Linked DNA regions of Homo sapiens: all the other regions are linked to region 2. A link is a loop called in an ENCODE intact Hi-C map of the cell type or tissue named here. Cell type or tissue: PC-3. All regions are shown on one strand.

Region 1 (2,500 bases), 74 kb after region 2:
TAGGAGGTAATCTATCAATGTAGAAGGAATGATAGAGAAGAAAGGATGAAAGAAGCAAAGAAAAACTAAGGAAAGACAATAGGAAAATGGAAAAGGAGGGAAGGAATGTGGAAGATATGAAAGAAAGGAAGGATTCTTCACTGTGGGGAAGCAGTGGGTAAAGTATTGTAATCAGACACTTGAGAACTGTAGGCATGTCCTAGGATTTCTCAGCTCATTTCTTAACTCTGGATTGAGCTGCTCTTCCTGCTTCTTCTAGGGTCCACTAAGTCCAGACAGGAATCCTCTCACATCCTTTTCATTTCTCCCACAAGTCCAGATAAAGCTGAAGTCCTTGAAACCAATATCTACTAATCCCCTGCTGGTGTGCCAGGGTCTGTGCCAGGCATTGGTTACCTGCTGGTAAGTAAGAAAGATAGAAACACGGGCCCTTGCTTTCTTGATTCTTATAATTTATCTAGGGACACAGAGATTACATCAATAATTACAAATAATTAATTAAGTATAATTGTGCTAAGTGCTATGAAGGAGAAGAACAAGGTTAGTATTTGGCTAATTAAATTTGGAGCTTTGTAATTAAATTATGACAGTAGTTATGCCTTACTCCTTAATAACATGCAATTTATATAGTGAGTTTCAGGCATTTATTTAGATGTTTAAACAAATGATTAACAAAGTAATGTTGTGATGCAAGCGTTCGAAAACCAATGATACTCATGTATTACTACTGAGTATGAGGTGATAGAAACCCACAGAATCTTTTCAAACAGAGTGAATTCTCCCTTGTCAGCCAAGGTTGTACCAGTTCATCTCCCTTCTACCATGCTGACTGGTCCTCTTGAAAAATAAAATTAAGTGCCATCACTTTTTCTTAATATAAATATAATCTCCAGATGTATTTCCTGCTCTTAAAAAATTTAATTAACAAACTGATTCATTTATTAAAACATTATTGAGTATATCAGGCACTATGCTTTCAACCAACCTCTAGGAAATTCCACCTTTCAATGTTAGGGATTTGTGTTTAGAAAATCAGCAGTGCCAGAGGATCAAATAATAAATTTTTAAAAATGGATTTTGGTCAAATCTGAGAATCTAATGAGAGCATGTTTGTGCAAGCCACTACAGCCAGAGGACAAATGCCATACATCTGCATTAAGAAAATGAGAGCAGAACCACAGAATAAAATGCAAGAAAGCTGAAATGCATAATTCAATTTATGTTTCTTCTGGCTGGAAACATTGGTGGAGGGAGAGAGCAGAGAGGACCTGGATGGAGCTGGCATCTTGTCTCCATTCAGCCCTGGTCCTGCAGTGGCCAGAAGGTGTCACTGTAGAAACTGCTAAGAATAGAAACTGGCCTTGGGTTCTCAAGGTTGGAGATCAGGTTCTAGGGTCAGAGCCAGGGGCTGGAATTTTGACTGCTGCCCTAGGGAGATGGTTCCCTTGTATCAGCAGAAGTAGATCAATGCTGATCTACTATGATCAGTATGCTGCTTGTTACTATAGACAGAATCTTCACCTTCAGAGTTGGCCTCAAGGATTGAGATACCCTCCAGAAGGTAACCACAACTGTTTAAAATGAAAAGAAATATAGGGGCTAAGTGTTTCATTCCTTTCATTTTATAAACAAGGAAACCAAGGAATAGGGCTACGGTGATTTGCCCAGGTCTCAGATCTACCTGGAGACTAAGCTGGAACAAGGGTCAGGGCTGCCCTGCACATCTAGCTCTACCCAAGCCCATGAGTGAAGGGTGGGAAGGAGTTCTGAAAAGCTGTAGTCTAGGAAGGGAGGCACCTGAGGAACCTCAGATGGGAAGCTCAGGACAGCCATCTATCCTTGAAGAGAAAGACATGTGGTGTGGGGGTAAAGCTTTAAATAAGTCAAGGGGTCTGAGTTTGAGTTTGCCTCTTCCATTAGTCTGCTATGTGCAACTTACTAGACCTCTATGAGCCTCAGTTTCTTCATTTGAAATGCATGAATAATAATAATGCTTATCTCACAACATTTTAAGTAAGATCAGATGAACAAATGAATATGAATGTGCTTTGTAAAGTATAAGTAAACGTAAGTGGCTGTTACTATGCTCAACAAGTCCAAATTACAGAGGTAAAGTCTACCCAGTGCCATGGGGACAAGAAACAATAGAATATGTGCTATAAACGTCAGAAAGTTTTCAGAATGTGGGTCATAAAGCCCCTTGAAATGCATTATATTGCTTAAACCACCTAATTACAGAGACCCTGTTAAATATAGTGAAGAATCAAAGTAGAGGGTTCACCTGTACTCAGTGAGTAGGTAGTACATGCTCTGCACACAGTGTGAACTTAGTACTATTTTATTCCAATACATTTTGGTGATGTTTTTAGATGATGAAAAACTATTTTTATTGATAGATGGCCTCGTTCTTAGCTTTTTGGGACAGAGAATTTTATTCCACTTTTCTCACCTTGGTAAACATGTACTGAGCACTGTTCAGCGCCTGGTCCAGTGGAAGGTA
Region 2 (2,500 bases):
GGCAACGAGCAAAACTCCATCTCAAAAAAAAAAAAAAAAGATGCTAAGAGAGATCACTTTCGACCCATTTACATTATGATGCAATATGAAAATAAAATAAATACCACTCTAACATTTTCAGGACATATGGCAATTCTCCCTGTGCTGATTTTTTTTAAATGTATCTCTGCAGTATTAACATCCTCTAAATCATTCTCTTTGTTTTAGAGACAAGAAGGTAGTTGACAAGCTGTGAACCTGCATTGCATTCTAGTGATGGGACACGTGGAAGGGGAAGCTGAAGTTGAAGGGTGGATGGTAGCAGCCACAGGGAGTGAGATGGGCTCGTTTCTGGAGCTGTTGGGAGAGAAAAAGGGAGTCAAACGGGAATTCACACAGGGTTGTGCATTATATCCAAGTGTGTATTCAGATACAAGCCTTTATCTCAATACCTTCCTTACCCCCATTCCGCACATATCTCATACCAAAGTACAAATAAAACCATTCCCAATTGTTCTAATATTTCATTTGATTTCTTGAGTCATGAAATGAAAATGTGGAGGGGTTAGTCATGTGAAGTGGCTGTGACTCAAATATCTTACGATGATATTTGTGCGCGTCTCATGAGAAATCATTGTGTTTCCACCTGAACTTGTTTGCTTGACTGCCTGAGAAGATAGTGTTGCTAACCTGAGAAGTTAATACGCTGCCTTAATGCTTGGGCTGGTAGAAGTGAGGGAGGGAAAGGAAGAGAACAAATGTGTCTCAGTGAACTGGGGCATGACAGAAATTTAATAAGAACAGGTTGAGACAAGTGTTAAATACTGGAATCCCCCGGGAGCACAGCGATAGCTTGGTCCTTGTCAAAAAGTGTACTGGTTGGAGCTCAGGAGGGAAAGAGAAAGTGATAAATCAGCCATGTCTTGAAGTCCATTTTAATTTAGCTAGCCTGCGAGAAGAGAGGGCTGAAATAAACTATCAGCTCTGTCTTCTGCATTAAGCAAGCATAATTTATTTGAAAAACATTCAGTTTTATTTCTAGCTAGGCTAGGAGTTCTTGTAACTTCTACAGAGGGTTGGGAAGAAGATCGGCATAACCCATGCTTACTATTTGAAGTTACTGGTTCTGTTGTCAGGAGGTAATATTATATTGTTGTCTTGTAAAAGAAGTATTTGATAAGTATGGGACCTCTTAATTGGGCACAGATTGGATTTCTTTTACATTTTGCTTTGAAGAAGTTATTTATAAAGGGATCGTAATAGGGTAATTTATATCTTTTTCTAACAAGTTCTAGTTTGAAAGTATTATAAATCTACTTACCCAGACACAGACACATTTGAACATATAGATAACAACCACCTCTGTTAAGAAATTAATGTACACATTTCCAAATCTATCCCTGAGTTTAGGCGATCCAGGCCATGGGTCATAAACTATGAGAGCCACCTAGTGGGAAAATTTGGTAATTGCACCTATATCTTCAAATTCTGGGTGTGAGAGCCACAGATAATTTCTGTTTATAAAATCTTAGAATACCATGGGAATATTTATCAACATGATATGAAAGTGACAGCGATTTTTATATATTCCTACTATTATAAAGATGGTAGGCCCTTAGGCTAGGAAGTAGCTTTCTTAACTTGACCTAGTCATCACAGTAATGATAGACTTTTGACCAGGTGAGGAAGGGAGGGTGGGGTGTGCCACCATGTTGCCTCACTTTTGGGCTTTCTGCTTTGGATACATATGAAAAAACCAGAAACCAAGTCACCTAGGAGGCGCTGGCTGGGAAAAAAATGGTGCCCACTGTTTGTAGTGTGTCTGTTAGGTTGTAAGCTAGAGAGAGATGCTTACACTCTAACTTTTTTTTTTCTGAAGAGATGAGCTCTCACTATGTTGGCAGACTGGTCTTGAACTCCTGGCTTTAAGCAATCCTTTTTTTTTTTTTTTTTTGAGACGGAGTTTCACTCTTGTTGCCCAGGCTGAAGTGCAATGGCACCGTCTCGGCTCACCGAAACCTCCGCCTCCCAGGTTCAAGCAATTCTCCTGCCTCAGCCTCCCAAGTAGCTGGGATTACAGGCATGTGCCACCATGCCTGGCTACCTTTTTGTATTTTTAGTAGAGACAGGGTTTCTCTATGTTGGTCAGGCTGGTCTGGTCAGGCTGGTCTATGAACTGCCGACCTCAGGTGATCCGCCCGCCTCGGCCTCCCAAAGTGCTGGGATTACAGGTGTGAGCCACCGCACCTGGCTCTGATTAAGTCTTCTTACACTGAAGCTGCTGTGTTGTCTGAACAGAGCCTCAATTAAGAAGTGACTGAAGCTTTTCCCCTCCCTCCCTCTCTTCCTTTCTTCCTTCCTTTCTTCTTTGTTTCAACAGTTCTGGGGAAGTACTAAATATTAGACCAAAATTAAAACCTGATACCCACCGTACTGAGTGTTTGCTTAGAAAGTTCTTGTTTGTTTTTGAGAAGCACTAGGAGTTAATGGAATGGGTATTTAGTGGCCTTTGGATTCTGTA
Region 3 (2,500 bases), 410 kb before region 2:
ATTAACTCATTTTATTTTGAAACTCCTCTGTGCTTAGCTTTTGACTGAATTTAAATTTCTGTTGGAGCAAGCTAAGTTGTTTTAATTTTGATGTTCAAGTCAATTAACCTCTTATTGTGACTTTTTGCCTTAGTTATACAAATAAAATTTTATATAATGTTGGAGACTCAATCATTTTGATGCTGACATTTCTTAATCCTACACATGGTCACATACCCTGGAAAGATATACAAGGCTCTGAAAACACAGCTGCCACGGGGAAGTGAGATTGGATGGCTGGGAAAGAGATTGCTTTTCATGTTATTTGTTTTCACGTGGTCCTATACTTGTGTACTTTTTGAACTTTATGCCATATGAATTTATTAATAATTTGACAAATCAATTTAAAACCAACTTTAAAATCAAATTTCAAATGCATGTGGTTCAAAGAAAAGCACCATGATAGAATTGAAAGAACAGGATCTGGAATTAGGGACCTGAATTTGAATCTCCTCTTGGCGTTTGTGTAGTTAGGAGAACTCGGGCAAGTTACCTGACATCTCTGAATCCCTGTTTTCCTTATCCTTAACGTGGGACAGAGTATTTAATTTACATGGTTTGGTGAGGACAAGGCAGGTAATATCTCTCTGACAGACCTACTTCATGGCATGTGCTCCATGGACTGGTTATATTATTGGTAGCATTCAATATATTCAGTAAAAACAGTATAATGTGTGCCTTCTGTAATCCCCAAGGAGACAGTAAATGTGTTGGTAACATCCCAGTTAAATGCGTACCTGAGAACAGGATTTTCCCAGACATAGCAACATGGGTTTACAGTTTTAACCATTTCACCAACCTCTGCCCCAGGCTCTTCTGGAGGGAATCAACACAGCATTGAATCCCTTTCAATTAACCTTTCTTCTTAAGATCATAGTTCTATCAAACTTTTAAAAATTAGTTAAATTGGCCAGGAGCGGTGGCTCACGCCAGTAATCCCAGCACTTTGGGAGGCCGAGGCGGGTGGATGACCTGAGGTCAGGAGTTCGAGACCAGCCTGGCCAACATGGCGAAACCCCATCTCTACTAAAATAAAAAAAATTAACAGGGCCTATTGGCAGTTGCCTGTAATCCCAGCTACTCAGAAGTCGGAGGCAGGAGAATAGCTTAAACCCGGGAGGCGGAGGTTGCAGTGAGCCAAGATCGCGCCACTGCACTCCAGCCTGAGCAACGAGAGCGAAACTTCGTCTCAAAAAAAAAAAATAGTTAAATTGTGTTTCCCTATTCATGGAAATCATTCTGCTATTATTCTCAGTGAGTGTCTTGGTTCGTGGGTCTCCCTCAAACCATTTTTTAAAATTTGATTTGCTTCAGAATGTCTCTTATTTTTGTTTCAAGTTTTCAAAAAATTGTCCCCGATATTTTCGATCTTTTGTGTTTTTTACTCTCCCCCTCACTCTGGCAATAAGCACAGGCTCTGCCCCCTTTCTCCCTTCATCCTCCGGGGAACAGGCTTTGCAGTCGGAGGCCTGAGCGCCCCGGTACCTCCGCTGCACTACGTAGAGCTGCCACCAGGTGGAGCTGAATCCACACCTCTGAGACCGCACACGCCTCTGACACTTGGCATCGTGGCCTCTCTGGGTCCTGATTCTTTGGAAGGTAGGCGGTAACAACAAACTGTTAATAAAAATTAATTAACTTGGAAAATGAGAAAAATACAATGATAGCAGAAACTATCTCAAGCAAAAATCATTTCATATAATCTCGTCGCTGTAATTAGCAGCATCCACGGAAGACGGTGGCTTCCTCTCATATAGATCCAGTTTAATACCCCAGGCTCAGCCCATTAGTCTCTCCTTCACCTCATTCGTTCTGCAGTGTGTTCCTCTGAGCGCCTCATAGTCACACATCTGCAGGCAGTGCACAATGCCTTTTGCACACGGTCGAGGTCCTTGAACTGAGTACTTTGTGCATGCTATTGGCCTGGAGATTACACAGGCTGCAGAACATGGCTGGCTTGGGAAAGGCAGCACACGGTGGCTACCAAACTCCTTCAGCGGCAGAATTCCCCTAACAAATTGTGAGAATCCCCCACTTGACGCTAAAAGTTATTAAATGGATCCTTTTTATCCCTTCGTTGAGAAAATTCATGCAATACAAAAATTGCAAAATCAGCAATACTCTTCAATGGGTGGGCATTTTCTTTGTAAGAGCATCAGCTGCATACGCTTGAATGTAGCCAGTATTATTTAGTCAGCGCATTGGCAGTGGTTTGTGAGCACCTCACAATAGTGGCTGGGAAACCTCAGGGTAGCTCTTTGGCATCAGCTAGAACCAAGTTGAAATACAATTTCTGTCACTTTCAAGATGTTTCTTAACCTCTGTGGCCCTCACGCTCTTCACCTGTAAAGTGGAGATAATAACCTTTTCTTAGCAAGGCTATTGTATTATAAATAATGTGTGTGATGGATGAAACTGGAGGTCATTATCTTAAGTGAAACAACCAAGACACAGAAAGACA

What was found. A loop is a pair of places that touch in the nucleus more often than their neighbours do. Peaks named below come from ENCODE experiments on the same cell type or tissue, not always from the same donor. Only the 100,000 strongest peaks of a DNase experiment are listed, where the experiment ranks them.
Region 1: it touches region 2 in a loop (2.8-fold over the local background); 5 of 110 quality-filtered maps call a loop at or near these places.
Region 3: it touches region 2 in a loop (4-fold over the local background); 13 of 110 quality-filtered maps call a loop at or near these places.

What each region holds. Positions count from the first base shown.
Region 1 is chr7:143,489,577-143,492,076 of GRCh38, forward strand. The region is part of intron 2 of EPHA1-AS1 (EPHA1 antisense RNA 1); the gene reads left to right. Among named protein-coding and RNA genes, the nearest start is that of TAS2R41, 13 kb to the left of the region's middle. RefSeq lists a silencer at 2,400-2,500. In PC-3, a CTCF peak has its summit at 1,313 (motif pointing right); no DNase peak of the experiment used is centred here.
Region 2 is chr7:143,415,330-143,417,829 of GRCh38, forward strand. All of the region lies in intron 2 of EPHA1-AS1 (EPHA1 antisense RNA 1), which reads left to right. Among named protein-coding and RNA genes, the nearest start is that of EPHA1, 7.7 kb to the left of the region's middle. In PC-3, a CTCF peak has its summit at 1,422 (motif pointing left); DNase peaks (open chromatin) are centred at 582 and 1,412; H3K4me3 peaks cover 1,273 bases; H3K27ac peaks cover 1,407 bases.
Region 3 is chr7:143,006,551-143,009,050 of GRCh38, forward strand. No RefSeq gene overlaps it. Among named protein-coding and RNA genes, the nearest start is that of OR9A2, 19 kb to the right of the region's middle. In PC-3, a CTCF peak has its summit at 1,556 (motif pointing right); a DNase peak (open chromatin) is centred at 1,561; H3K27me3 peaks cover 941 bases.